2 separate regions of the Homo sapiens genome follow, and region 1 is linked to region 2. The links are chromatin loops, found by intact Hi-C in ENCODE. Cell type or tissue: heart right ventricle. All regions are shown on one strand.

Region 1 (2,500 bases), 360 kb before region 2:
ATGTTCAATAAAGGGTGGAGTACCTTTTCTCTGTGATTTACTTTTCCACACCATGAGATTTGGGAGGAGTTGAAACCTTTCAGGTTATAACTGTATGTTCTCCATGCACGGTGCTGGAAGATGTTATGTGTTAATTGTTTGTTGTTTTAGAGCAAAGCAGGCCCACTGAGAAGCTGTCCCTTTAATATTTGTACAGCTGCATTTACCAGGAAGCAAAGTTCATGAGAAAAAAAAAAAAGCTGAAACCCTTTCTTCACAAAATAAAAACACATTATTGACACCCTATTTAATGACAACATTCAACTGTTTTTTTTCCATCTTTATTTCCCCTCTAAGGCCCAGCTTATTGGCTCATTATGTGCCTGGAACATGAAGGATGACAAGGAGATGGAATTCTGGCTCAGCAGTTTGAGAGCCCAGCCCCCAACTTGCTCAGCCCTCCCCCCTCCTCCTCTCTTGCTTTTCTCTTCTCTCTTCCCCCGCTCTCCCGCCTCCTGCTGCAGATCTCTTTCTGCTGCCTGGCAACCGCACCACAGGCAATGTCACACAGGATTGCTTATTACAGCTTCAGAAAAATAAACAGGAGGAGGAAATTTCTTGCTGTTACATTAGAACTATTATGTACAATGTTCCAAAGCCAGGTAATTCCAAGAGTGATATTATAGTAGAATTTTGCACCATGGTGCCTAGGTCTTTCTTGCATAGATAGAGAGAAGGGTGAAGGAAAAATGAAAAGAGAGTTTTTCGATGGCTTTTAGCCAGCAATGTATTTAATACATCCATTTGGTTGGCACAGACTTCGAATATAACTATTTCTGAGCTTTGAGGACTTGAGCAAGAAATGTTACAGTTGTTATTTGAAAAGTGCAATGTGAATATGAAGAGTAAGCTTCTACTGCTTACCATTATTATCTTCACTCATAATTATCGTGTAGATGGTTTTCACTAGACTTAAGGGCATCACGTCTCATATCTGGTAAGGCAGACAAGACCTATCTTTCCTTTAGTATCATTTATTTGCTTACATGAGGGTCTTTTTCTTTCTTTAGACATTCCCTAAATTTATTGCTTCCAGCAGCTGACAATGATTGAGCACATTTTTGTGTCCCCCTACTGGATAAAATGAGCACAAGAGACCTGGTGGCCCTTCCAGGGATCACACTATCACAGAGAAGATTAACAACTAAACAAATCACTAAAATAAACTCTGCTAATGCATAAAATGGAAAAATCTTTTTCCATTTTCTACTCAGGATTCTATGCCTCTCTGCAACAGGAATGGTTCTATATCAGGATTTTTTTTTGTGTCCCATCTGTTTAGCCAGGCAGTGGAAGGAAGCAGGTTTCTTCCTAATTCAGTTTCCTGAGTGTGATATCCAGGGAGCATAAACACTATTTGAAGTGTATCCCTCCAGAAATCTAAACTCATCTTTAACCTGATTGTAAAATACTTCCGAGTTCCAGATCCCTATCCTTGTTGACCTGAGTCGTTGAAAACAGACTGGCCTATTTACTAGGGTAAGTTAACTACAAATCATAACAAAGACTCCATCCTTGACCTCTTCTTGCACATGAGTCAGCTTGAAAGGCATGGGTCCCCAGTGCAAAATCACAGTATGTGAATGTAGGGAATCCTAGGCATAATGGGTGATTGATGTACGTACCCTGACAGGGCAGGGCAGGGCAGGGCAGGGGTGGTGCCAGGGTGTCTAACAGGACTAATTATCGGCAAACAGTAGGTGTTCAAGGTATGGATGAGAGAAGTCAGTGTAGAATCATTTGGTATGACATTGGAATCAGTGACTGTCACCAAGGAAAATTATTGTAAAGAACTACACAACAGTCTCAGATAGCCAAGGTTCCCTGCCCAGAGTTCTGGTTAAGGCTCAATTTTTAGAGTGGAATAAAAAAGAAAGAAGTAATCAGATACCCAGGCAGGCAGACTGGGCCAAACACAGATGGGCTAGATGGGAGGGCCTCAGCCTGATGCCCCTTTCACCAGCCAGGCCAGAATATTCACCTTCAGGACCAAGAAGCACAATCTCACTATCTCTGGCCATGAATGCCCCTGCTCACTCCGAGAATTCAATAGTTTGGAGACTAGATGAGACTTCTGGAAGGCACCCCTTGCTTGTGGTGTACAGGGCATACCAGGCAGATGTTAGAGAGGAGAAGCAAGGCAGGACTACTAGCACTGAGGTCAGGAAGCTCATCCAGGGCACAGGTTTTCATCAGACCCAGATCTGAATCTCAGTTCTGATACTTCATGATTATATGAACTTGGGGAAAATTACTCAAGCTCTCAGAACCTCAGTTTTTTCATCTATAGGCTTTCAATGAATGTCAGTAATAACTGTTTGATTAAAATTACTATTATACTTTAAAGGACCAAAAACCAATTGCAGGGAATCTTTATAATATGAAAGCAAAAATAGGAAGCAATTAAATTGTTCTATCTACATTTATGGGATTGAAACATGATGATAAGTAGAATTAATAA
Region 2 (2,500 bases):
GTTCTATTTGGAGAAGTTTTTTCTAGAAGCAAATTGACATTTGGAGCACAAAGGCAAGTGGATTAAGGCGAAATGATATGCAAAGCCAGGGTTTGGTTTTTTTGGGGTGGTGGTGGTGTTGTTGTTGTTGAGGTTTTTTTTGTTCTAAATACACATAGGGAAATATATTCACATGTACATTCTTCAGAAGGGCTCTTCCTTTTGCACAATAAATTGCTACCGTTTGCTTTAAAAAATATAAGATTCAACCCCAGGTACTCATTTTGTCACATCCTGGTGCCAAAATTCATATCAGGGATAAGTAGATAGAAAAAGAATTACTGCATCACAAATACATACATGGAGGAAGGGGAATTCTATTCACATGGATATTTCATGAAATAAAATGAAAGCAACTTCTGGAACCCAAGAGACCTTGGGTCATATCTTCATTTCAACCTCATAGTTGGAGGCCTCTGCACTGCAGTTTCCTCATCTCTAAATTGAGAGGAATATTATCTGCTTCTTACAGTTGTTATAAGGACACAAGGAGGCTATATGCTAAAATTTAGCCAACTGCTTTGCACATAGTATTTATTCTATGAAAAAGAATTATGTTGGCAGGAACTTAGAAGGCCATAGGAAAGATCTTCACAAAACGAGTTTCCTGTTGGGGTGTGAGGGGTGGAGGTAATAGTGGTTGCCATAAAAACCAGTTTCCATATCACCAGATTTACTTGCCTCTCTCTCCCTGAAGTGAATGTTTCATCTGGCACTCAACAAAATGAATTGCTGGGCCCCTGGTCGAGTGCAAATCCAGCATCTATTATTGGCATCTTTCTTAATGTCTTTAACACCATCAAAAAAGTGGAGCAACCAGCCAATTGGAGACTGTTCAACACTAAATAAACATTTGGAATAGGGCCATGCCTTTTGCAAAATTACAATCTGCTTAAAATAGCCTCAGAGGTCAGTTTTAAATATGCTCCATTGGATATCCACTTTTGTTTACTTCTATCCAAAGGCAGTTTGGGGGCAAGCAACTTAGACAGCTGCTTGGGGCATCAAGCACTAAGTGCAGACACTGCTGTTCCTTGGACAAGACGTGCTGCGCCCTGCTTCTATTTTAAAAGTCCTCCAGCTACAGTTGCCAGAGAAGGCAAGGGCCGTTGAGCAAGTGTACAGGCCTTACAAATGATATTTCAGGAAGGAAGTGGATAATACGGGCAGGAAGAGAGATTGGCTTACATTTCTGATCTGGAACGCTATTTGGTCTTTAACTGTTACTACCCCAAACAAAATTATTTCTTGGTTTTCTGACAGATAGATAGATGGATAGGTAGGTAGATACATAGATAGATAGATACATAGATAGATAGATAGATAGATAGATAGATAGATAGATAGATAGCAAAAACCCCTTAAAAGCGTATTAAAAAGTTACATGTCTCAAAAAAACACTTTAAGCAATTAGTTTTAAATGTAAGATATCCCTCATATTTTCATATTTAGTAAAATAATAATAATGCTATCAGATATGCTCTTTTGGCTGAAAAAAATTAATTGCCAAGAAGAGAACTTCCAGACATTGACGAGGATGGTAAATTTATTATTGAAACACCGTTAGAAATATTTAACACCAAGTGTTCTGAATAAACTAGTTTTCATATTCTCCACTAATTCATCTCAAAAATGAGGACAAAGAGACCTGGATCTAGCAAGTAAGAATGTTCTTAAACATCCAGAATATTATATTTGAAAAAAGAAAAAATTATTCTGAGAAAATCTGCCTTGTCTACTCAAGCAAGCCTGAACTGATTCCACTTCACTGAATGTTTATATAATATATAATTACTCCACTCCATTCAGGAGCTAAGTATACACAGCTTGTGTTTGGTCCCAATTGTTTTAGGTATGTTTGTTTCCTCGACTAGATAGTAAGCATTCTGAGAAAAGTGGCTGTATATTATATTTATTCCATACTTTTTGGTTACCTGTTTAGTGCTTGGTACATAGAAAGCCTTCAGTAAATAATTGCTGAATGAAAAAAATATATTGCTACAGTTTGCAGTGTCTCTAATAATAAATATCTCTTCAACTAGTATTATAGTCAACATGTAGGCATATCAGAATCATCTAGGAGAGCATTTAAAACATTCCTATGCCCCATGCTAGAAGTTGGTTTTAAAACAAAGACAATAGAGTTATGCCTTTGTCATGAAGGAGCTTAAAAATCTAGGGTAGAAGGCAGGCATCATAGATAAAGAAATACGATTCAAAATTACTTCAGATAGACAAGTTACATCTCCATTGATCATACTGCAGTTTCTTTAGTTACCTATAATTTCTGAAGATATACTATGGTAATCTTAATTGGACCCGCATATTCCCTAAGCCTTCTTCAATAACTTATTTACTAACAGTCCTCTAAGATAGAGTTATTTTTGCAGATGTCTAAATTCATCTGTTGTATGCTGATGCTAACTAGTTTTGCTTACAGAAGGGAGTCCTCTTTATGCAT

What was found. A loop is a pair of places that touch in the nucleus more often than their neighbours do. Peaks named below come from ENCODE experiments on the same cell type or tissue, not always from the same donor. Only the 100,000 strongest peaks of a DNase experiment are listed, where the experiment ranks them.
Region 1: a loop joins it to region 2, with 3 times the contacts of the local background. A loop is called at or near these places in 2 of 110 quality-filtered maps.

Annotation. Positions count from the first base shown.
Region 1 is chr3:178,083,023-178,085,522 of GRCh38, reverse strand. No RefSeq gene overlaps it. Among named protein-coding and RNA genes, the nearest start is that of LINC02015, 270 kb to the right of the region's middle. RefSeq lists a silencer at 348-642 and an enhancer at 348-642. In heart right ventricle, a CTCF peak has its summit at 1,107; a DNase peak (open chromatin) is centred at 482; H3K27ac peaks cover 2,172 bases.
Region 2 is chr3:177,722,746-177,725,245 of GRCh38, reverse strand. All of the region lies in intron 3 of LINC00578 (long intergenic non-protein coding RNA 578), which reads right to left. Among named protein-coding and RNA genes, the nearest start is that of LINC02015, 93 kb to the left of the region's middle. In heart right ventricle, no CTCF peak of the experiment used is centred here; a DNase peak (open chromatin) is centred at 1,085; H3K27ac peaks cover 2,383 bases.